Regions from separate parts of the Homo sapiens genome. Here all the other regions are linked to region 2. A link is a contact called in ENCODE Hi-C or POLR2A ChIA-PET data. All regions are on one chromosome and are shown on one strand. The core of a region is the stretch at or near the end of the contact, and the rest is flanking DNA. Distances in the headings are between cores, read along the strand shown. Region 1 holds the start of MAL (mal, T cell differentiation protein (MAL blood group)). Region 2 holds the start of ARID5A (AT-rich interaction domain 5A). Region 3 overlaps INPP4A (inositol polyphosphate-4-phosphatase type I A). Region 4 overlaps INPP4A (inositol polyphosphate-4-phosphatase type I A).

Region 1 (5,878 bases), core at 728-3,227, 1.5 Mb before region 2:
TGGGGAAGGAGAGGGGCAGATGGGGGTGGCTGGAGGATGCCCTGCCGAGGGTAGAGTCTGGTCAGGAAGATGAACGTCGAGCGGAGAACTCCAGGTGGGAGGAGGGGGTCACAGAGATAGGGACAAACCCCCTTGACCCTGGCCGGGCTGCCTTCCTCATCCTCTGAAGCCTCTTTCAGAGATTGCTGCCCCTCTGCCTTATCAAAGGAGGGCTGGGACTGCTGAGCTCCACTGAGTTGCCCCTGGGAGCGAGCTTTCCCCAAAGGCTCAGGCCCAAGTAGGAATGAGTTAGCAACAAAGGCTTGAAATAAGTAGGAAATCACCAAACCAAACCACAAACAAAAGCCCTCCAGGCCAGGTAAGGACATTATTAGGAGTTGATAGGATCTTCTTGTTCTTAATTAGTATGTGCTGATAGGAAATCTCCAAGCAGCTTTCGCTGGACTGCCTGAGGGTCATCTCACCTCTCTTCAGGCTGCGGCTTCCTGTGGCCACCTTGCTTTAAGGCTTGTTCCCAGGACGGTCTCCTGGGGAGGAAGAAGATGTCCTCTCAGAGGCCAGCAGGTCCAACTAACGAGCTATGAGATGCCCAAGGTGGATGAGGACCTGGGCTCCTAAAGTCCCACAGCCCATTGTGTCCAGAGAGATGCTGCCCTGGGGACCCGACACAATGGCACCTTGGTTGCAGCCGTCCGGGCTGGCAGCTCACAGAGGCACAGTGGGGTTTTCTCATTTCAAATGCCTGGCCCCTTTCCAGAGGCACTTAGAATGGCCAGCTGATGGGCGTGCTACTTTTGCTTTGGAAAATGCGTCCACGAATATACTTCTCTCCCTAGGGACTGGGAAGGAGGAAGAATTGTGCAGCAGGGAGAGGTGAAGGCCCCACTGGAGAGAAGGGGAGCCCCTTGTCCTGCCTGCAGCAGCTGCCAATGGAAAGAAAGAAGAGTTGGGAGTCTAAGCTGGAGGTTGCGGGGCCAATTCCCTTTTGGCAGGCGAGAATCCGGACTCGGGCGGATTTCAGGCTTCAGTGTTTGTAGGAGGAAACACAGCAATCACACTATTAATAGTAAATTAAAATAAATGGGCAACTGCTGCATGGTAATACTTTTTTTTTTAAGGCAAAAAATAAAAAATAGTGAAACAGAGAAACAAAACATGAAACACCGGCAGTCAACAGGCAGGCAAAGAACCTGGGGGTGGGGGTAGCAGCGGTCCCACCCTCAAAAGGCCCGGGCTGCCCAGACCAAGAGAAAGCGATGAATCTCTTCTGGTAACGTCCCTTCCTGTCGCATGGATTCAAGGCCGACCTGCCCCAGCACCACCACCAGCAGCCTTCTGCTGGGGCCGGCACAGCTGGGAGCAACCTCCTACTCTCAGGCAGACGCGCAGCACCAAGCAGAGAGGCCCGGTGCAGGATCCCAGCGCCGAACCAGCGCCGGCTCAGTGGACGCGGAAGGGGCCGGCGGCCGCGGCCGGTCCCATCCCCCACTGCAGACCCCCAGCCTGTGGCGGTGGTCCAGTTCCGCCAGGAAACCGCCGCCTGGAGCTGTGGGTCGCGCACATTAACGCATCCAGCGGAAAAATGAAGGAGACCCAAATTCAAAGTTAAAGTAATGGTGACCCGAGAGGTGCCTTGATGAGAAGGTTTGGGGTCCCGGTTACTGATGGTTATCATTCTTACGAGATGCTGGTCACCTACGAAGGGAGAAAGGCACGAGGAGCGCCTGACCAAAGTGGTTTTGCCCTGCTTCCCGCAAGAGGTGGCACCCACGGCTGGAACGCAGGAGTCAGACCCACAGTCCCCAGCTCTGGACGCCCGCAGCGGGGCCTCGAAGAGGTTCAGGGCGGTGCCCGCGGCGCTCGGGCCGGGTCTCCCGGGGCGTGGGGCGGGGGGCGGGGTTGGGCGGCGGCCGGGGCTCCTCCCTCTTCTGCCCCGGGCTCCCCTGCTCTTAACCCGCGCGCGGGGGCGCCCAGGCCACTGGGCTCCGCGGAGCCAGCGAGAGGTCTGCGCGGAGTCTGAGCGGCGCTCGTCCCGTCCCAAGGCCGACGCCAGCACGCCGTCATGGCCCCCGCAGCGGCGACGGGGGGCAGCACCCTGCCCAGTGGCTTCTCGGTCTTCACCACCTTGCCCGACTTGCTCTTCATCTTTGAGTTTGTGAGTGGCTCCTGGCCGGGGAAGGGACGGGGTGGGCTGAGCCGTGCGCTCTCTCGGGCGCCCAGCACAGCTGTCGGACGGGATCCGCTAGCTGCGCAGGTTCTGGGAGCATCGGGGCAGCAGGCGCAGGGCGGGGACTAAGCCAGGGAAGTCCCCTCCCACCTCCGGTCCTTTGTGCCCTTCTAGACCAACAGAATGAGGGGAACAGTCTACAGGACTATGGAGGAAAAACTGGGTTCCCAACTGGGGTCAGATGTAGGCAGCGGGGCAGGGGGGGACGGCTCTTGGTTCGCTGGTCCCAAAGCTGCGCGCGGGGCCCACTTGACGCGCGCAGCGCCACCGAAGCTCCCGCCGCGCTTTGCGCGGTTGGGTAGAAGTGCGCAGCTTTTACAAGGGAGAAGGTTTCGTTAAAAAAGAAAAAAAAATCAGCAAGAGAAACATTAGTATTACCAACCGAGATTTGGAGATGAGAGGGAGCTGAATCCGGTTTATTTTCTTCTGGCCTTTTAAAGTTTCTGGCGAGGGAACGTATTTGCGACCAATTCGATCTGGAAATGAGGCCATCGTTTGCTTGGCCGCAGTCCTTCTGCCCCGTGTGCGGGGTGGGGGTGGAGGAGATGGGGGGTGGGGGGTGGGGGGTGGCGGCGAGAGCGATCCGCGCGCCTCGACTGACCTTGGGCAGGCCCGGGGCCTCTGCACCTGCGGTCGGTCCCGCCTTGCACGCACGGTCTCTGCCTGAGGCTGCAGGAAAGCGCTTCCTACTGAGAACTCCTGATAAGCGCTCACGGTGTCGCGAAGCCGAAGTGACCTCCCTCAGCCTCAACTCCCCGGGGGCCGCTGGCCTTCACCTGGGAGGGGTGTGCCCTGTATGTCCTGTGGGTGCGGTCCGTCACCGCCTGAGGGACACCTTTTCCGGCACCCCACCCTCAGAAGTGTCAGCGTGGAGAGTTGGGCGGGAAAGAAAATGTCGGAGCCTGGCTGTTTAAAAATTGGACCCCAGGTTGTTATTGCCTGATTGGAGGGGGAGGGTGTGAATACCAAAGGGAGCAGGTCAGTTCATCCAAAGAGGGCTTGCGGGCAGAGGCTAAGAGGGCTGCGGCGGCCTGGGAGCAGGGCTACCATTGAACTTAGGGTGAAAGTCCAGTCGAACCCAAACCTGGGTGGAACCGGTGACTTGAAATCCTAGGGATAGGCGGAATCAAAGCAGTTACATTTAGAAGAAACCCTGGACGCCAATGAACGCAGCCCCACCGTTTACAGAGAGCCAGCCCCCCGCTGGCCTCCTTTTAGAAGTTCAGCATACAAGAAGGAGTGCCCCTGAGAGTAGGAACAGTCCAGTTAGACGGGGCGATCTGATCTGCGGGAAAGGTGACCGGAGACTCCCACCCAACCCGCCAATGCTGCAGAAATTACAGGGGCGTGGGAAACCTTGGAACCATCTACTACTGGCAGCTTGCTCTTCCAGCGTGGCTTTGTGGCCTGCCGGTAGCGGGGCTTCCAGAAGAAACAACTCCCCCTCGCCCAGAACGCTTCTCTCAGCTGACTTAGAAAGTCACTTCTCCACCTCACCCCTGTTCCCCACCTCCCTTCCTCACTTCCCAGGAGACCCGCAATGCATAGTCATCTCCAGGCATCTTCCACATGCTCTAGATTAGGGGTGGGCTCGCAGGTGCCTGGGAGAGAAGAGGAGAAAGCTGACCCCAAGCCTCTCAGTTCTCCTCTGCATGGACTGTAAATACGAAGCTGTATATATTTGATGTGTGGAAGGAGTGGAGAATTAAAGGGCCTGAGAAGGCGCTGGCCACCCCGGGAGAGTTTTTGTTTTTGTTTTTGTTTTTGCTTTTGAGACGGAGTCTCGCTCTGTCGCCCAGGCTGGAGTGCAGTGGCGCGATCTTGGCTCACTGCAGGCTCCGCCTCCCGGGTTCACGCCATTCTCCTGCCTCAGCCTCCCAGCTACTCGAGAGGTTTTTTTAATTATGGAATATTACAACTCGACAACAAAAAGACAACCCAATTAGAAAATGGACAATGGACTTGAACAGAGGTTTCTACAAAGAAGATACACAAATGGCCAATATGCACATAAAAAGATGCTTAACATCATCAGGCATTAGGAAAACTAAATTGAAACCACAATGAGGCCAGTTGCGGTGACTCACGCCTGTAATCCCAGCACTTTGGGAGGCTGAGGTGGGTGGATCACCTGAGGTCAGGAGTTCGAGACCAGACTGACCAACATGGTGAAACCCCATCTCTACTAAAAATACAAAAAAAAAAAAAAAAAAAAAAAACCCGGCTTGGGTGGCTCATGCCTGTAGTCCCAGCTACTCAGCAGGCTAAGGCATGAGCATCGCTTGAACCTGGGAGGCAGAGGTTGCAGTAAGCCGAGATCATGCCGCTGCACTCCAGCCTGGGCAACAGAGTGAGACTCGGTCTCAAAAAAATAAATTAATAAGTAAATAAATTAAATAAATAGAAAGAAAGAAATCACAATGAGATACCACTTCACACCCATTAGGATGGCTACTATCCAAAAAACGGAAAACATCAAGTATTGGATGTGGAGAAATTGGAACCCTTGGTATGCCACTGGCGGGAATGTGAAATGGTTCAGCCACTGTGGAAAACAGTTTGGTGTTCCCTCAAAAAATTACCCTCTGACCCAGCAATTCCACTCCTGGGTATATAACCAAAGGATTCCAAGCAGGGACTTTAGTATTGGCACATGCATGTTCATAGCAGCAGTCTTCACAATAACACACAGCCCAGTGGCCATCAGCAATGAACTGAATAACAAAGTGCGACATATCCAAACAATGGATACTACCTGACCATAGAAAGGAATGAAGTACTGATACGTGCTACAAAGTTGATAAACCTTGAAAACTCTATGCTAAGCAAAAGACACAAGGCACAAAATGTCATATAGTGTATGATTCCGTTTATATAAAATACTGGAATAGATAAATCCATAGAGACAGAACACAAACCCTGGTGGTTTGCCAGGGACCAAGGGGAGCAATTGTTTAATCGCTATGTGGTTTCTTTTTGGGGGTAATGAAAATGCTTTGGAATTAGATTGAGTTGGTGGGTGCACAACACCATGAATGTACTAAATGCCACTGAACTGTCAACTTAAAATGATTGGTTTGATGATATGTGAATTTCACCTCAAGTTTAAAAAACAAAAAATAGAAATATTTCAAATGCCACAGAAGAACATATACAATACTTTAACAGACACCTACATAATTATTGCCCAACTTTGTCAAATCTTAATATTTTGCCTTGTTTGCTGTTATGTATTAAGGAAATGAAGCTTTCAGATGGCATCTAAGCCTCCTAGACATCCTTCTGTTATCTTATTCTCTCTCTCCCTCCGTCCTCAGGGCCACCTGTAGGCTGAATGTGGTGTTCACTTCCAAGCACAGGTTAGACTTTTACTGCACACATATGAACTACACATGGCATTGTTTTACATGTTTTCGCACTTTATGAAAATGCCAGCATACAGTACGTATCCTTCTGCAACATGCTTTCCAGGCAACATTATGTTCTGAGATTTATACATGTTGACTTTGTTTACCCAGTCTTCTGTTAATAGACACTTTGGATAGTTCCAATTTGCTGCCTTTAGCTATTGCAGACAGCATTGCTAAGAACATTCTCATATTTGCCTCTGTAGTTACCTGTTGGAAATGTCTCCCAGAGACACTTGGAGGA
Region 2 (5,929 bases), core at 1,148-3,647:
AAGAAGCAGATCTGTGTTCCAACAAGGAAAGTCTGTAAGATCTAGCGGTGATCGAAAAAGCAAGTTTCAGAATGGAGCAATGAGAATTGTATCGTTTCTTTAAACACACACATAAAACAAAGCTATCTATTTTTCTATACCATGGATACATATATAGTTTTGAAAATACACATAGGGAAAGTTCTGGAAGACTTCACCCAATCTGATGGGTCTTTACCTCTGGGGCAGGGAGGGAACTGGATTTGGTGTAGCATCAGAGAGGGCTGATTTACTTGCATGTTTTTACAGGACGAATGTGTTTATTTATAAGTGATGGTTTGTTTTTCTTATTATTAAGACACACAGAGAGACACCAGGACACTGAGGGGCTAGCTGACCCCCTCTGTAGGCACAGAGGCGTCCTGGCCTGGGATCCTGTGGTTGGAGGGTGCAGAGGAGGGTGGCTTTGGGCCGGAGTGGAGGTGTGTGAGATGGAGGCTTGAGCAATGGAAGTGTTTATGCTTTTAGCCAGATGAATGGAGATGTCTGTTTTCTGCAGGATTTACTGGCCATTGTAAATTACTTTCTATTGCAAACAGTTGCCTCAGGAAGCAATTAAATTTAGATCCTATCGTTCCCAGGCTGGCACAGGCAGGTGTTGACTTGCTGAGGCTTTGCACAACAGCCCTTGTCTGTCAGAATGTGCCCAGCTGCCCGGATGGCAGAATAACCCTAACTCTTGGTGGGATGAGCTGCTGTCTTATAAGATAGTGAGTTCCTTGTCATTAGGGGTATCCAACCCACAAGTGAGGGGTTGGCCTAGATTGTGACCCCGGGGGCTGCATCCAGAGCTCCATCCCCAACCTTGGGCATAGTGCCTGCCAATCAATGCTTCCAGAATGTACAAAGGTGCTTCCTGATGGCATCCCATCATAGTGTCTTCCACCACAGCCTTAGCTTTCCTGGAGGGGAAAGTGGCTTGTAAACTTGCCAAAGTGGGATGCATTGTTATAATTACCATTATGATTGTTCTGGGTGTCTATTACCAATTCTACAGGTGCTGGCTCTTACAAGCCAACCCATTATGAGGTAGACAGGGGATTTATCCTGCAGAGCCCACAGGGTCGTCTGCTCTAGACTGAGCCTGCAGACATCTTCCATCCCAGGGCCAAAGGGTAAGGGCCAGGGTTTCAGGTTCACCAAACTGCAGCCCTGGTCCCTTCGTTTAGTGTGAGGAGGGGCACCAGTATGATGAGTGGTTAGTAATGGGTGCAAAGCGGGTGGGGGGATGCCTGGGTATGAGGGCTCCTCTTCCTGGGTCTAGCTCTGGCTCCAACACCTACCAGCTGTGCTACTTGAGCTAATCTCTCAGACCTCAGTTTTACGCTATAAAATGAGGACAATGATGGTGTCAAGTGCATAGAGCTATTATGAGTATTAAAATTCATCAACAAAGATTTTTGTGTAGCTTCTATGTGCTAGGAACAGGGTTCCCATCCTAGCTAGCCACCTGCTGAGACTGAAACCCTGAGCCTCCATTTCTTCCTCTTTGGCCTGCACAGGTCCAGGTTGCTGCTATGGCTGGCTGGGCACCTCCTCCTGCCTCCATTCGCCCTAGGCCTCATTCCCACCTCCCACAGCCTGAACTCATGCCCCTTCTTTGGACTACTCAGCTTGTAGCTGCCACACTCTGTCTGCATTATGTGTGTGGACATTGACTATTACTGGCAGGCCTGGCCACAGAGCCTAGGCCAAGGATTTACTAGTTTGGTCCTTGTCTAGCTCACACTAACCACCTCTCCTTTTTTTTTTTTTTTTTTTTTTTTTTTTTTTTTTTGAGGCAGGGTCTCCGTCTATTGCCCAGGATCCAGGATAGAGTGCAGTGGTGTGATCAAAACACACTGCAGCCTCGACCTTCTGGGCTCAAGTGATCCTCCCGCCTCCGCCTCCCAAAGCAGGGATTCCAGGCGTGAGCCGCCGCTCCCGGCCTCACCTGGCCTTCTTTGTTGGGCTAGGTGGGGACTGGGAAATGCACAGGGCCACTTTCAAATCAAAGTCAGAAGCACTTTGCTCGCTCCACAGAGTCCTCAGTGCTCTGCTGAAAGCAAGGAGGCTTTTTCCAAGGCTCTAGTTTTGCCTCCAGGGAAACTGAGGCACAAGGCAGCAATGATTACTGAGGGTCCTGCCTCCGCTCCTCTAGGTGAGGAGCCTATTCCAGGGGCTCCAGTCTGAAAGCCTAGAGGCGAGGGGCGCGCACTACAATTCCCAGAGGTCCCCGGACTCAAGGGCGGTCCCCGCCCCCCGCCTTCTCCGCGCGACGAAGCCGGGCTTACCAATGGGAGCCCGGAGTGGGGCGAGCAGGGGCGGGACGGGGCGGGACTGCGGGGAGGTGGCCGGCGGGCCGCGCCGCGAGCCAGTATCTCAGAGAGCGCGGGGTCCGGACAGCCGCGCGCTGAGGGTCTCGGGGCGGGCGCCGCGGGACCTCTCCGGGCCATGGGTAAGCGGCTCTGCGGCGCGGCCCGGACAGGGGCTCGGCGGCCCTGCAGGGAGGTTCAAGGTGCCGGCGCCGGGTCCCCTCCAGCCCTCGTGGCAGTCGGTGCGCTGTGTGGGGCGGAGAGGGGCCCGGGGTGGGTTTCGGGGCGCGGGCCAAGGGGAGCGAGCCCGGCCCGCGGCTTCAGCGCTCCCCGGCCGGCGCGGAAGGGGTGAGGCTGGGCGTCCGCGCGAGCTTCGAGAAAAGGAAAGACAAAAAGTTTTGGCGGCCAGGGGCTTCCCGGGCGTTTATCTCGAAACTCTTTTCGCCGTCTCTTGCCTGAAATATGCCGAGCCCGGTACGGCTCTGTCGTCCCACTTCCTGCTGCGGTTTCCACCTCGAGCTGGGCTCAGCTAATTTGTTGTGACAGCTGTCGGCAGCCGCCCCTCCGCCCCGTGACATCCCGCAGGTTTCAGAACCGCGGCGCCGCCGGGCACAGACTCCGGGTCCAGAGCGCGCGGCCCTTTCCTCTGCGGCCGCCGTTTCCTGAAAGGGGCTGCGCGGGTGTGAAGAACTTGCTCAATGCGCTTTGTAGGATCCACTGTTCCTCTTTCGGCCGCGGGCTGCGCCGATGGTCCGGGGAGCCCGGCTTCTCGCCCCCTGCCCCTTCCTTCTCTTCCCTTTTCTCTTTTCCTCTCCTGTCTCTCCGCCCACCCGCCGCAGCCCCACAGGAGAGGGGTCGCTTCCCTGGTTGCTCTCCTCTCCTGTCCCTTGTGTGTCCCCTTGTCTTCCCTCGGTCTGCAGAAGGGACGGGGTGGCGGCTGGGGAGCGTCAGGGGAAGAGGGCAAGAGCGTGGGCTACGAGCTTGCAGGCGATGCCCGGCTTCGCGCTCGGCGGGAGCTGCGGGCCAACCCGGGCCCGCGCTCCGTCCCTCCGCGGTGTCTAGGGGTCGCCCGGGCTGGGGTCGCGTCACCCTCCGCCCAGCGCCGGCGTGGTGGGGCTTGCGCGGTGCAGGACCCCCGAGGGCCCAGGGGGTCCCAAGGCGCTGCGGGTCCAGTGTCCCTTTGTTTGCAGAGTCTTGGGCCAGTAAGGAGTGCTCCGCGGGCCCCAGGGGAGGACAACAGGTGCCTCTTGCCCCACCCGGGCTCCTCTGGTGGGAGCCCACACGCACGGTGGCGTCACTGCGCCTACAGGCAACGCTAGAGCACAGGAGGGGTGGGAGGTCGGGGCTCGAGGGCTTCACCCCGCAGCAGAGCTCAGAGCCCAATCCAGGCCTTAGGGACCCGCCTGGGGCCTAGAACTTGGTGTGGCAGAGGTAGAAAGGGCCTCCGATAATCTGCTTCTACAGTTGAGAGACGTCAACTGGCACCTCTGAGCCTCTGCCCCGTAGGTGAAATGGGAACACACGAAACCATCTGAGGAGCTCTCACTGTCCGTCACCACCAAATGTGGCCCAGACTCCGTGGGGAGGGACAGTCCCATCCTGGAACTGGGGCTTTTAGGACATCCCAGAGCCCGGTAAGAGGGACAGGGAGAATGGGGCTTGGAAGTTGGTAGCCTCACATTCAGTGTCCCCCGCACCTCCTTCCCTTTCTGTACCCTCTGGTGGCTCTTGTGGCCTCAGCTGCCCCCAGACCCTGTCTCTCTCGCCCTCCCCCAAGCTGAGGTACTGAGGTTGGGCTGTGGCTTGAGCTGCACCTGTGCCCTGTTAGGGAGTGGGGGTCCCAGGCCCATCGCGTTTCTTCTCACTGCTGGCTCCAGCTCAACACTTGGCAGGCCCCCCTCCCCAAACTGCTGGAGCAAGCTCGCGTAGACTCGGCCTGGCCGCCGCTCCCGGGCTGCCGAGTGGACCGGCCGTTTCGCCGCTTCAAAGGCTGTCTTTGTTTTGCTCCAGCTCAAGCTTAGAGAAACTTAAGCCAACAACCTCAGCCGAGGGGGCGGGGCGGCGTCTGCTGGTTGTTATTGAGGCTGCTGTTACCATTATTGTGGTAATTGACGCAGTGTTCCCAGTCGGTGACTTTTCATGAAAGGAAGTGTCACTTCCTTCCCATCACACCCAGGGTGAGTGGGGCGGGCAGCAGAAAGATGGGGAGGGAGAGAAGGAAAGGGGTGTGTGCCTCCAGCAGACCCTTAAACTTGAGAGCTGTGTGGCCTTGTACTAGTCACTGCCCCTCTCTGGGCAACAGGGGTCTGTAAGTCCATTGCGCTCATCCTGCACCCAGGAGGCTGATGTTTCCGGAGCACCTGCTGGGCAGCGAGGTGCCTTGGGGAGGGAGCAGGACAGGCAGGCCTCTGATCTTCTCACTGAGCCTGGCTGTGGTTTGTGGGGGAAGCCTCCTTTCTCTTCTCACTTTTTTCTGCTGAGAACATTGGGCACATTGAGTCTAGCACGCCCATCTTGTAGATGGGGAAAGGGAGATACAGAACCAGTGACCAACTTGGTAAGAGGTGCAGCCATGCAGTGCTGGAACCCCTTGCCCCATCTGTCCTCTTGGCCCACTTTCATCTGCTTCCAGCTTGATGTCTGGCAGGGCAGGGGCCCACTGACTTCCCCGCATCCACCCACTGCCTGGCCCCATAGCTACCTTCTAGTCCTGGCTAAGCCCCGTGAGACATCTTAAGTTTGTCTTCAGTGACTCTCAACCACCGCCCGACTGCCTTCACCTTCCTGCCTTTGCATACCTGCCTTTGCTTCGCCAGGTTGGTTGGGCCCTGGCCAGAGCTGGCCCCCTACTCTCTCAGGTAACAGGTAGCAGTTTTTTAAATGGAATCTCAGTAGGTATCAACAGGTCTTTCCTCCTTCCTCAAGATTATGGAGATAACACCCCTTATTCAAAGATGGTGGGTCCTCTGGGCCCTCCCCGACCCAGGCCAGGGAAGTTGATTCATAGAGTGTGGGGGCCATGCCCCTTCCCGGCCCTCCCCCTCTCCCCGCTGCTGCCCAGCTCTCTGACCAGCCCCCTCCCATCCCTGAGCCTGGATGCCTTAGCAGTCAACACAGACCTGCTCTTGTTAGCAGAGTGACAGGAGCGATGTGCTGGGAAACTGCACATCTACTTGGGGAAAGGGGACAAGTTTGCATCCTCTGAGCACAGATAAGGAACTTGAGGTCTCCCTGCTCCCATTAGAAAGAAAAAAATCTCTAGCTCTCAGGGATCAGCGTCTCTCAGGAGTCAGACTACCCTGGTTCTGAATCCCAGCTCTGCCATGGATAAGCTCTGTGGCCCCAGGCAAGTTACTGAACCTCTCTGAGCCTCAGACATTATATCTGTTATATCTGGATGGCTGGGAAGATTCAGCAATGCAATGTTGTATGAGATGCCTAGCCCACACCAGCCAGGGCACTGATTTGAGTCGGTGGAGCATGTAACTTGAGAACAAGTAGACCTATGGGAGCATCCTCTACTGGAGGCAGTGACAGACTAACATCTTCAGTGCTGGAGTTTTAGGATCTGGGAGTTGAGCTTGACTCAGACAGGA
Region 3 (6,055 bases), core at 624-3,123, 1.9 Mb after region 2:
TGTAGCATCCTGAGTGAGGCTTGTCAAAGCTGCTTTTGACCCCAGTTTCAGGTACATTGGCTCTGTTGGGCTTTCCTCTGCCTGGCCTATCAAGCGGCCAACTCAAGCTGCAGGTGCAAGGGCAGATGGTTCTGCAGGGACCTTAATGACAGCCAGGCCCAGGAACACACAGTGCTTGTGTGGAAGTCTACATTTCAGCTGTGATGGTGTCTCGCTGAGGCTGGTTCTGGCCATGCCCTCCCAGCATTTCAGCTGTTCCAACCAAGGTGCTCTACATCTCAGAGGGAAGGCAACGGCCTGGGCAGCACGTTGCACGTACATTTTGGAGTCATGTTGGTTGGTGGTCTTCAGTTTCTGAATCTGTGATATGGCATGGTCATTCATCACAGGCGAGGTGATGCAAAGTTACCAACTGGGAGCACACCTGCCCCTTCTCATTCACTCACGCAGCAGGTAGTTTTCAGGCACAAAGGAATTGACTTGTGGAGCTGGCCCTGGGGTCTGTCTGTAGGAGAGCAGGAAGTAGTAGCCACCTGCGGAGGGCTCACAGGCATGTGCCTGCGAGACTGCTTACAAGCCCCTGTGCGGGATTTAGGGCAGACCAGAGCCATGAGCGTCCATGGTCAAGTGAAGGTCTGGTAGGTGTGAGCTGTTAGCCCTAGGGTCTGCTGCATGCGGTGCCAGGGGCTGAGGAATGCTGAGGCAGCTTTTCCTCCAGTCTCTGCTCGCTCCGTGCACAGCCCTTGTCTCCTGCCTGATAGTGGTCAGTAGTCAGTTGGCTTAGGGTACACGGTCTCCACCCAGTGAACCTGGCGCTGGCAGAAGCTTGTAGAAGAATGGGTGCAAAAAAGATATCTCAGAGGGCCTGCAGATGGCTGTTTTTAGGAAGTGAATAGGCTTCTTCTTTTTCTTCATTTTTTCTTTAAGATACTCTTGAGGTTTTGAGGCTCCACCCTGAGCTCTTTGTGGCTGAGGGCTGCTGTGGCTTGATGAAGGGGACAGTCTTCAAATCTTGCACAGGCTGGGGAAGGTTGGGACAGCACAGCCCTGAGTCTCGAACAAAATGGGGCAGAGGGGAGGGCAGGAGAGCCGTCAGATTCATGGGGCCACATCCTCGCAGCAACCCAGGGGAAGCTGAGGCCCCAGGGTCTGCATGATGGAGGCCGAGCACGACGGAGGAAGTGGAATTATTGCACATGGTGGGTTTCGACACTTGGGACTCGCTCCTCAAAGAGGAAAATCGAGAGTGGGGGTGCACAGAGCAAGGGCTGAAGAAACAAAAAGCAGGGGGTTTAGGGGAGAGATAAACCTCTTTGCATGAGTCAAGCTGAAAAGCAGTTTGGAAGGTCAAGTGCTAGCCAGTGTCTTTTTTTGCCTGCCCAGCCTCTTCTTCTGCCATGTCTGCCCTGACAGGGGCAGAGTTCTCAGTTCCCATGTCAGAACTCGGCACCAGCTTCTCTGTTGACAGTTGCAAGGCCTGTGGCTGAGAGAAGTACTTGTGCTGTGTTTCTGCAAGGTAAGATGGCCCTGATCACAGCTCATGATGCCTGAGATCAGGAGGGTCTGCTCCATGAGATATCAGCAGAGGCCATCCTGTGAAATATTTTAACTAATTGAACTGAATGTTGAAGACAAGGCCTGTGGCAGTGTTGTATTTATATGTGACAAGCCGAGAGTCCTTGGACAACCTTGGAAACTCCTTTTTAGGACAGAATCAACTGAGACGATACACACGAAGGAGCTTTTGTGAGCAGAGTACAGAGCTCGTTATTGCAGTACAAGGTTGTAGGTTTTCACACAGCTTTTGAGGATGGGTTGGTGGCCCAGGGAGGATGTCAGGAACTGTCCTTCACTAATGGGGATTCTCGAGTTCCTACCACGTGCCAGATAGCGTGCTGATTGCTTTGTATCCACTTCCCTTTTAATCCCTTGTATTAGCTTCCTGTGGTTGCTGTAACAAACTCGGTGGCTTAAAGCGAAAGGAACTTATTCTCTCACTGTTCTGGCCTCCAGAATCACTGGGCTGAATCAAGCTGTGGGCAAGGCCATGTTCCCTCCAGTAGCTTAGGGCGGAATCCATTCTGTGGCTGCTGGCTTGCCTCGGCTGCCGGCCCCTTCCTCATCTTCACACCAGCAGGGTAACATCTTCTCTCCGTGACTCCGCTTCTCTCTGCTTCTGTCACACGGCCCTCTCTTCTCTCCGAAATCTCCTGCCTTCATATAAGGACATTTGTGATGGCATTTGGGGCCTACCAGTGTAATCTAGGATAATCTCATCTCAAGATTCGAAACTTAATTGAGTCTGCAAATCCTTTGCTGTATAAGGTAACATTAATAGGTTCCAAGGATTTGAACGTGAACCTCTTTTGCAGGGGGCATTATTTGACCTGCCATACCTCACAGCAGCCTGATGAGGACCATACTGTCCCACATACAGTGGGCTTAATGAGGAAGCTGAGGCTTGGGGAGGCCTAGGGGTGGCCATGGTCCTTTCCTCTCCCAGACTCTGGGGTAGCTGACTCTGGGGTCATTTTGTCATGTTGCTGGGCACTCACTTGGTGAACAGATAATCCCCTGTCATTTTACTATGTTGTTACATGGGTTTGAAAAAAGAGTTTTTCAACTCTCTGGCTGAGCCCCTGTTCCTGTGAGGGCCTGTGGTTTTTCCTCCCGGCTCCACCCTGGTTTCGGCGCAGTACTTGAGCAGACGGTGGCTTGGGTCTCACTCTAGCGCCCTCCCCCTTCCTCTCTGGCTGTGTGCCCAGGCTGGCCCTGCCCACCTTGCTCAGTCTCTGCTCCATCTGCCACAAGTCTCACTCCAGCCCTCCCCCCAGTAGCTTAGGAAGGGACCTTCTTGTTACGTTTTTTGTTTTGTTTTGTTTTTTGTTTTTTTGTTTTTTTGAGATGGAGTCTCACTCTGTTGCCCAGGCTGGAATGCAGTGGCGTGATCTCTGCTCACTGCAACCTCTGTCTCCTGGATTCAAGCGATTCTCCTGCCTCAGCCTCTTGAGTAGCTGGGACTACAGGCGTACGCCACCATGCACAGCTAATTTTTGTATTTTTAATAGAGATGGGGTTTCACCATGTTGGCCAGGTTGGTCTTGAACTCTTGACCTCAAGCAATCTGCCCGCCTTGGCCTTCCAAAGTGCTGGGATTACAGGCGTGAGCCACCGTGCCCGGCCTTGTTATGTTTTTTAAGCTAACCCTGTAGAGCACTCACTGTGCACCAGCACCTGTTGGCTCAAGGGGGTGACAGACATTCCCTATCACAGATTACAATGAGTCACCGGCATTTTTGGAATTTCACTAAGCGTCGTTGCTGTGCTGTGCCTCAGCATGCAGCACTTCATTTAATCCTCTGGACACCTTGAATGATAAGTGTCTGTCATCCCATTTTACCCGTGAGAGAATTGCGGCTCAGAGAAGTTGTCACCCAGCTGGTTGGTGGCAGAGGTTTCAGAGGTCTTTCTGTGCATAAAACCCTCACTTATGGTTATGCCAGGTAGGCCTTGGAGGGGATAGACCCATCGCCAAACTCACAGGAGAGAGAGGAGGGCACTCACAGGTGATGATGTCTATCTGTCTTCTTTCTGGTGGGGACCCAGAGTTTTATTTCCATCTCGTTTTCTTTATGAATGCTTGTCTCACACTTATGTATTTTTTGGGCAGTCCCTGAATAACTACACCAGGCTTCTGAATGCCGAGTTTCTTAGAGTAGCCGGGAAAGGGCCTTTTTCTTTTCCTCTTGGATGTTCTCTTAGTCTGTTTTGTGCTGCTATAAAAGAATACCTGAGGCTGGGTAGTTTTTAAAGAAAAGAGGTTTACTTGGCTCACAATTCTGATGGCTGGAAGGTTCAAGACTGGACATCTGCATCTGGTGAGGCCTCAGGCTGCTTCTACTCGTGGTGGAAGGTGAAGGGGAGCTGTCGTGTGCTGAGCTCACATGGCGAGAGAGGAAGGAAGGGAGCGGGTGGTGGTGGTGGTGTCCCAGGCTCTTTTCACAGCCAGCTCTTGTGGGAACCAACGGAGTGAGAACTCACGCACCCTCAAAGCGGGGGGTGGTTGGGGGAGGGCATTAATGTATACATGAGGGATCTGCCCCCATGACCCAAATACTTCCCATTAGGCCCCACTTCTGACATTCGGGATTAAATTTCAGTGTGGAGTTTGGAGGGGACAAACATTGTCCTCTTGTGCCTGTGCCACACTTGCCCCTCCGTCCCCCTCATCTGCTGATGATTCATCACACTGTTAACTTGGTCTCTACATCTGTTTAAACGCTTTCTCCTTTCCCCTATTATGTTGCTGTTAAGACTGTGAAGCTGTCAGCAATGTTAGCGACACCGTCCACATGTGGGGACAACAGGTCCAGTGAACCTAGCATCATCAGTGTCCTTTGCCCTTGGAACTGAGTGGAAATTATCTTCTCAGCCTCCATGGATTTAACTTCTGTGTTCTTGATGTGAAGCTTCTTTTCCTTAAGTTAGAGTTTTTGCATATACATCCCACACATACACTTGCATTTGATTTTCTTGTCTGTATATGCACACACAACACACACTTGATTTTCTTGCACCATAATAACGTTTTTCTGATTTTAAATTAGAAAAGGACAAATGAGTTGAATAGTTATCTATTAGTTATAGATAATTATCTATTATCTAATTATTATCTAGTTCTCTATTTAATAGTTATCTATTAGTTATTAACTGTCTAATAGTTATTTATTTCTTGGGAACTTAAGTACCAACTTAGTGGTAATTTTACATGAAATGAAATGTTCTCTGGGTTCCAGATAACTTATAAATGGGCTTTTAGAGTACAGCCTGTTGGTTGAACAGGCCGTAAGTTCAGCCTCATCTTTGTCGAGTTCCACAACTAAGTTTTACAATTATTTATGAATGATAGTGCTTAGCATACTTTCCAACTCAGTGAGACCATGAACTAATTGAATTTGTAATAACCCTGAGTAAATCTTAGTGGACTAATAGTAAAACTTTGAGGTTTTACAGTAAGAAAGTGAGATCCTTAGATATACCAATTTTAATGTCTCAGTAAAGAAAACAATTTTATTGATTGATTGATTGATTGAGACAGGGTCTTGCTCTGTTGTCTAGTCTGGAGTACAGCCATGTAATCATAGCTCATTGCAGCCTTGAACTCCTGGACTTAAGTGATCCTCCCACCTCAGGGTTCTGAGTAGTTGGGAGTACAGAAATGCCTTACCATGCCTAAATTTTATTTTTTATTTTTTTGTAGGGATGGGGGTCTTGCTTTGTTACCCAGGGTGGTCTTGAACCCCTGGCCTCAAATGATCCTCTCACCTTGACCTCCCAAAGCGCTAGGATTTCAGGTATGAGCCACCATGTATGGCTGAAAACAGAAAATTTATAAGGTGCCACTAGGGGAGGGTAATAAAGGAAGGAAGGGGAATGAAATCCAAACCAAAATAAATGCTGTTTAGTGTGTGGCTGGTGGGTCGCATTTCTCATTCTAAGAACTGTGGCATTTCTTTTTGATGGTTCTGTTGATCCTGAAACCAGTGAGACTGCAGTTTGTGAAGGATGATGATAGAAGTCGATAACTCCTCATGGTTCATTGCTGGACCATGAGTTTAGCTGTAACTAGATGCAAAGCTCATGGCTGAGATTGAGAGCCAGAGAGACCCAAAGTCTCTACATCACGCCCACACTGGTACTTCCAGCCTAGGAGGCGTGGTGAATGCCTCCCACAGTGGTTGCTGAGATGGCTTTGAGCAGAGCAGAGATGAGTCAACCATGGCAGGATAAAGTGAACAGCTGGGAAAAGGGGTTTTGGGGGCTGGGGGTAAGGGGAACTGGAATAGTGTTGCAATTTTCCCCATCCTGGCTGTACCTTACCATCACCTAGGGGCTTTTGAAAAACATGGCAGCCTGCCCTCCACCCATGCTGTGCTAATTAGTGTAATCCTGGGTGGGGCCAGCATGACATTTGCCACCTTTCCCATGAGGTGATTTGGAGGTACAGCTGGGGTGGAGAGCAGTGGGCCTTAGAGGTTTAGAACCCAGCCTCCTG
Region 4 (5,773 bases), core at 164-2,663, 1.9 Mb after region 2:
TTGCCATGTTGGAGTTGGATTGTTTGATGTCTTGTCCTGGCTTAACAACTCAACACTGTGTACTTTAAAAGCTCCAAGTTTAGGCTCACACCTGTAATCCCAGTTTTTTGGGAAGCTGCAGTGGGAGGATCACTTGAGGCAAGGAGTTTGAGACCAGTTTAGTTGACAGAGTAAGATCCTGTCTTTAAAATAAATATAATTTTTTAAACTTGAAATTTAAGCAGAAGCCACGTTAAAGTGGCACAGCAGGTGATGTGAGGGACCCTGTTGGGCCACCTTGCTGTAAAATGTTTTCTGTATCCTGCTTTTTTCCTCTTTGCCTTTACACCTGTGGTTCCCACATTATTGGGCTGAGACTCTGGAGATCTGGGTAAAATCCCATCCTAGAGGGACAGCAGGTTAAATCACTTTTCCTATCTTGGCCAGCTGTGGTTTAGCTTATTGGCACCAGTCAGAGCAGGGCCTCAAGGGATGTTAGGATTGGTTGCACCTGGTTCAGAATATGGGGCCCTGCAAGGAGGGCAGTCTGAAGAAGAGTGGGATTAAAAACGAAAGCAGCCAACAGAAAGGTGGGCACCTAGAGGCAGGTGCAACTGGCTGTCCTGGAAAGCAGAGAGGGGCAGCTGTGGGCCTCTGTGCAATGGCCCCTCCACTTGTCACACCTGCCAGAATGGAGGTGTCTCCCCAGTGGGCCTGTCACAGGGAGGCCAGCGACCAGCCAGTCAGTGCTGACAGTAGGCAAGTGTGGTTGACATCCAGGGATGAGCCTCTGAGCAACCCTGGGATGTGATGCAAAAAGATATATGTGTCCTCTTGCATTTAAGAGAAATGCAAAGCTTTTGATCTAAGCTTACACTTGAAAAAATTATACTTACATTGCTTTTTTGAAAATAAGTGAAAGCATAATAGAGGTTGAACATCCCTGATCTGAAAATCCAAAATTTGAAGTACTTCCAAACCTGACACTTTTTTAGCACTGACATGACCTTCAGAGGAAATGCTTATTGGAGCATTTTGGATTTCAGATTTTTGGATTAGGTGTGCTGAATCTGTACGTATATAATGCAAATATTTCAAAATCTTAAAAAAATTCCAAACCCTAACCACTTCTGGTGTCAAGTATTTCAGATAAGGGATACTCAACCTGTGCTAATAATGATTTTGGCATGTACTCTATAATAATAAAATGTTTATTAGGCAGTCCTTTATGTGAAAAATGATAGGAATAACAATACAGTGAATCGCAACTCAGCTTTAGACATTTTCATGACCAATACACTTGAAACTACATATGCCTTCCCACCTTCTCTCTAGGTTACCATTACCCCAAATTTGCTTTTCATTTTTTCCATTCATCGAATTCTTTGTGTTTTGTGACCCAGTCAGTCCTACTAGTTTTCGTGCTAGGAGACAGGAAGCAAGCATTGCTTAGTTTCACTCTTGTGATGCTTGTGGTCAGAAACAGGTATTTCTTGAAACTGGGCTTGTGGCTGCAGGGCTGCCCCAGGCGGGGCAGAGATGGTCAAGTGCAAGGTGGGGCTGCTGTGGGGCCAAGTCCTGATGGATCATGTTCCCCCCCGGTCTTGTCTTTCTAATGTCTTGCTGCATGTGGGATCTGTCGCCACTGCCAGTGGGAAGGGCAGGCTAGTCTGTGTCCATCTTTGTTGCAGAGTTGGCTTCCTTCAGGCAGGTTCATCCTACACTGAATGTCCCTGTGGTCCATGCCTCAAAACACCTCATCATTAGTATTACTTCTGAGCCCTGCCTAAACATAGCAGCGTGGACCAGCTCTCAGTCCTTTCTCTTCCTGTCCCTACCCCACCTTCCTGTTGGCTACTCTGCTCCCATGGATGGTTGAGAGGGAGACCCTCTTCTGTGTGGCTAGCCAAGGTTGCACATTGGCTGCACCCAACAGATGGACTGCATCTGTAGTCAGTCTAGTGAAGTCCGGTCTTCCTCTCCACCCTCTTGCCTGAGCCTCCACCTTTGCATAAAGAAGCTCCTGCACCCCCATCCCTCCTTGCAGATGCCCCTGCCCACACCCCATCTCTTCACATAACTGAAAGATGGCTGGTTCTCCCAGAAGAGCCAGAGGCCTCTAAATGGAGTGAGGTCCTTTCTCTGCATGTCCTGTCTCTCTCCAGAGGTGGGCTTGGAATCTCTTTCGCTTTGACCGGTGACTACCATCCCCTCCACTCCTGTCCCTCCCCTGCATCACTCCATGTTACCCCTGGCCCCAGAGGTCTCTGAGGTCCCATCACCTTCTGATGACTCTGTCTGCAGGGATGAGTCTGTTGTTACTGAGCCGCTAGCCTTCAGCTTCCTCTCCCATGGTCATTCCCGAGGCTGCCCACTCCCCCTAGTTGCCCACAAGCCTTATGAACTCCCATCTCCGTTCCTCCTGTGTGGCCTGTTCTGGTTCCCTCTCCTCCCTGTCAGGCTCACTGTATCTTTGTTTCCCATGATCCTGCAGTCAGGGAAGACCAAGCCCCAGTTACTTTCCTGATGAGCTCAAAGTCCAGAATGCAGTCACGTGACTGGGGTGGGAAGCCATGCACAGGGCCCTGAGAGGGTGTGAGGGATTCGAGGCAGCCTGTGGAAGGAGAGCCCTTCCAGCTGAGATGAATTCAGCCCCAGAGAGGCACTAAACAACCTAAGGATGGTACAGTTCCCCAGTTATTAAAATTTTGCATACTTACTATAAAGGGTTTAGTAAAACATAGTCTAGAGGAAGAAAACCAGAAAAGCATGATGTGTCCATCTCCCAGTGCTTAACATTTTTATACGTGTTCTTTTCCTCTCTCCCACTCCGCGTGAGTGCTTCTATGTCTTTATATTGGTAGATCTTACTTAGAATCTGACTTTTTCGCTTGTCAAGTTGTCATAAAACTGATTTCCATTTCAAATGTCTATATGGTATTCACATATGACGGAGCCATTATTTACCATTTCCCTGACAGGCTTGTAGGCTGCTATTTAATCTTTCAATTTATGGTATAAAATCCTTTATAGTACAGGTAATGCTGCAGTGAGCATCCTTGTCTGAGATCCCACCGAGAGTAGTGGCTTCAGTCTTCCAATCAGTGGCTTTTCTCTCACTTGGCTGGCCTCTTGAAGCGAACAGAGTGTGTGTGTGTCCTGGTAGCTGAGTAAACTCCAGCTCCGCACATCTGCTTGGCGGGGCGGTTGGGATCTAAATGAGTGTGACCTCAGCTTTTGTGGTAGTGGAGACCATCCTGATCATGCAGGGTCCTTGCTGCTTGCAGGCCCGTGGCTGCTGAAGAGCTGAAGAAATGTTACTTCTTTGTAAGAAACATTTTAGACTGAAATAAAAACCTGTTATAATCATGCGGTCTGGTTGCAGCGTGAAATATGTTCACAGTCTAAGATTCAGGTGAAAAGGCAGGATGCCAAATCTTGTGTACTTGCTGATCTTATCTGTGTAGAATATCCAAGTCAGAACTGATTTTAGTTAAGGTATCTGTGGGGGGTGGGGTTTCCCTCTCTATATTTTCCAAGCCTGCAGTAAGAGAACTATGGCAATCATCTTTCTTTTTAACATATCCAGCTTACTGCCCTAGGTTGGCCACAGTCAGATTTCTTGAAAGCCCCTAGGGCTGGGCGCAGGTGTCTGGTTGTCCCTCCGAGACTCAGGGCTCACTCTCGCTTCGGGAACACTAATGCAACTCTTCTGGTGGTGAGAACCCAGCTGAGAGTTCCTTTATTTTGTTGATTTCAGGGTGTAGGTATTTAAATATTTGAAAGTATTTTGATTTTTAAATGAGATGTGTGGGAACTTTTTTGATTCATCACCCTTGGAATGGTTACAGAGTTTTGTTTTTATAATACAAAACTTTCTTGAGGTGAATCTGTGACTGAGAAAATAGACATCTATTTGAAATATCGTGTCTAAAGTACTAAAATATTGCTGGTTGCTAACCACTTAAATTGAGTATTTTTCTTCATAAACATTAAGTTTTATTGAAAGAGTTGCTGTGATTTCCAGACACTCTTCTTTACTGCTTGTTCAAATAAGGGGAGGGGGCCTCCAGATGAAAAGGTTAAACTAGAGTCAGGCCTGCTTGAAAGTTTTGAGTCAGGACCTTCAGTGGGAGATTTGCCAGAGTCCCACACAGTAGGGCACAGGCTACTGCTTCCTTGGGTCTCTGGGAGGAGGTTTCTCCTCTCTATAATGGAAAGTTGGATTTCTAGCTTTTTTTCTGGATACTTCATGGGGTACTGTAATTGTGTTGACTAATTGATGCTCTTTCCTGGAGTCTCACTCATTAATTGGGCCCATTTCTATGGAAGGCACAAATATTGTAATGTAAGAATCAGATATATGCTGGTGATGCTGTGTGAAGCAGCAGAGCTGCTGTGAACTCTCTGGGGTCCCAAAAGTCTAGGAAGTTTGGAAAATCCTCTTCCTTGTCTAGGCCTGTGCTTCCCTGTCCTCTCTGTTTGCTTTGCTTCCTCTGTCTTTCTCCTTTCCTTGCTCTTGGTTATCTTCTGAAAGATGAGGCTTCACTTTTCCACACCTTCCTGACCCTCCCTGTCCCCAAAGCAGCGATGCATCTGAAATGGCCTAAAAAGGCGTGGAAACCCAGGGGTTCCTGTTCTGGCAGAAGTTCCTCAGTTGCCCACAGGGCCTGAGGTCTGGGGTGAGGAACACCTGGTCCAGATCAAAGAGCTTTTAGGGTGTGGGGCTGGATTTTTGCATACAGGTTACATCAGGAGTCCAGGAGTAAAATTAATTCTTAGAAGGCCAGATTACATAAAAGGCAAGGCAGAGAGGGTTCTGCAAACACTAACCGCCTCTTGGGTGTCTGATGGTACTCCTCTCATGGCCTCAGCCTGGAGGGAGCTGATGTGGGAGGAATCTGTGGGCCCTGACCTGGAATGCTGCACAGTGGCCTCTGCCAGTGACAGGGGCGGGCAAGGCTGAGTCTAGAAGCAAATGCCAGCCCACAAATGTGCAGTGATTGGCGCCTACAGAGGCCAGGGATAGCTAAGTACTGTGGAGATATAAAATGTGGCTTACCATCCTTGCTCTTAAAAGAAAAAAGGGGAAAAAAAGCAAAGACTAGTTGATTCAGAGCTAAGGTTGCTTGTTAAATAAACTTTTAAATTTTAGAATAGTTTTAGATATACAGAAAAGTTGCAAAGAGTGCCTGAAGTTCTCCCATATGATACCTCCTGCCAGGCTGTTGTTAACATGTTAATCACCATGGTACATTGTAGTGTGTTAATTGTAACCAAAATTGATACATTATTCACCAAATTCCATGTTTTATTCACATTTCCCTAGTTTTTAACCTAATTGTCTTTTTCTGTTCTGGGATTCTATCCAGGATACCATGTTATGTGTATTTGTCATATCTCCCTAGGCTCCTTGTGGTTGTGAGTTTCTCAGAATTTCCTTGTTTTTGATGACCTTGACAGTGTTTAGAGACAGAATCAATTTTTATTTTATCTTATTTATTTATTTTTTTTGAGACAAGGTCTTGCTATGTTGCCTACACTGGTCTCAAACTCTTGGACTCAAGCAATTAGCCTGCCTCAGCCTCCCAAAGTGCTGGGATTTCAGGCGTGAGCCACCATGCCTGGCCTGTCTTATTTATTTAGTCATTTATATCAATATGGACTCAATGGTTTTTTTGTTGTTGTTGTTATTTGGGTTATAATTGTCAAAGTTGAGTCAAATATAGAGACAATTCTCTGTTTTATTTGGGAAGCAAGAATTGCAGTTCTGGGCATATACACAGACTGGATG

Evidence for each region. A loop is a pair of places that touch in the nucleus more often than their neighbours do. ChIA-PET counts read pairs that join two places held with the same protein, here RNA polymerase II (POLR2A). Pooled maps may share reads with other maps.
Region 1: a loop to region 2 is called in a map of naive thymus-derived CD4-positive, alpha-beta T cell, with 12 times the contacts of the local background. The contact joins the promoter of MAL here to the promoter of ARID5A in region 2. A Hi-C loop is called at or near these places in 1 of 168 maps with a recorded cell type or tissue (naive thymus-derived CD4-positive, alpha-beta T cell) and 1 of 50 pooled maps. POLR2A ChIA-PET finds 5 or more read pairs at or near these places in 1 of 52 experiments (activated T-cell).
Region 3: a map with no recorded cell type shows a loop between it and region 2 (7-fold over the local background). The contact joins the enhancer-like site here to the promoter of ARID5A in region 2. A Hi-C loop is called at or near these places in 6 of 37 single-sample maps with no recorded cell type and 9 of 50 pooled maps. POLR2A ChIA-PET finds 5 or more read pairs at or near these places in 2 of 52 experiments (GM12878 and common myeloid progenitor, CD34-positive).
Region 4: a loop to region 2 is called in a map with no recorded cell type, with 10 times the contacts of the local background. The contact joins the enhancer-like site here to the promoter of ARID5A in region 2. A Hi-C loop is called at or near these places in 2 of 37 single-sample maps with no recorded cell type and 2 of 50 pooled maps.

Annotation. Positions count from the first base shown.
Region 1 is chr2:95,023,731-95,029,608 of GRCh38, forward strand. It overlaps MAL (mal, T cell differentiation protein (MAL blood group)), which reads left to right and starts at 1,978. Exons shown (of 4, transcript NM_002371.4): 1 at 1,978-2,155. The coding sequence starts at 2,063. MAL-AS1 (MAL antisense RNA 1) reads right to left here and starts at 3,299. Exons shown (of 8, transcript XR_007087136.1): 1 at 2,829-3,299; 2 at 2,610-2,703; 3 at 465-527. RefSeq lists a silencer at 1,878-2,007 and an enhancer at 2,362-3,085.
Region 2 is chr2:96,534,355-96,540,283 of GRCh38, forward strand. It overlaps ARID5A (AT-rich interaction domain 5A), which reads left to right and starts at 2,398. Exons shown (of 7, transcript NM_212481.3): 1 at 2,398-2,476. The coding sequence starts at 2,473. RefSeq lists silencers at 2,317-2,676, 3,357-3,566 and enhancers at 3,837-3,956, 4,174-4,719.
Region 3 is chr2:98,463,163-98,469,217 of GRCh38, forward strand. All of the region lies in intron 1 of INPP4A (inositol polyphosphate-4-phosphatase type I A), which reads left to right. Among named protein-coding and RNA genes, the nearest start is that of INPP4A, 21 kb to the left of the region's middle. RefSeq lists enhancers at 132-647, 834-883, 2,134-2,273, 2,284-2,593, 2,692-3,256 and a silencer at 5,628-5,757. Within about 2 kb of position 1,874, at least 25 of the 41 ENCODE cell types and tissues checked have a DNase peak (open chromatin) inside an H3K27ac peak, as active enhancers do; they include GM12878, where a contact is called at or near this core.
Region 4 is chr2:98,481,923-98,487,695 of GRCh38, forward strand. All of the region lies in intron 1 of INPP4A (inositol polyphosphate-4-phosphatase type I A), which reads left to right. Among named protein-coding and RNA genes, the nearest start is that of INPP4A, 40 kb to the left of the region's middle. RefSeq lists an enhancer at 1,307-1,426. Within about 2 kb of position 1,414, at least 9 of the 41 ENCODE cell types and tissues checked have a DNase peak (open chromatin) inside an H3K27ac peak, as active enhancers do.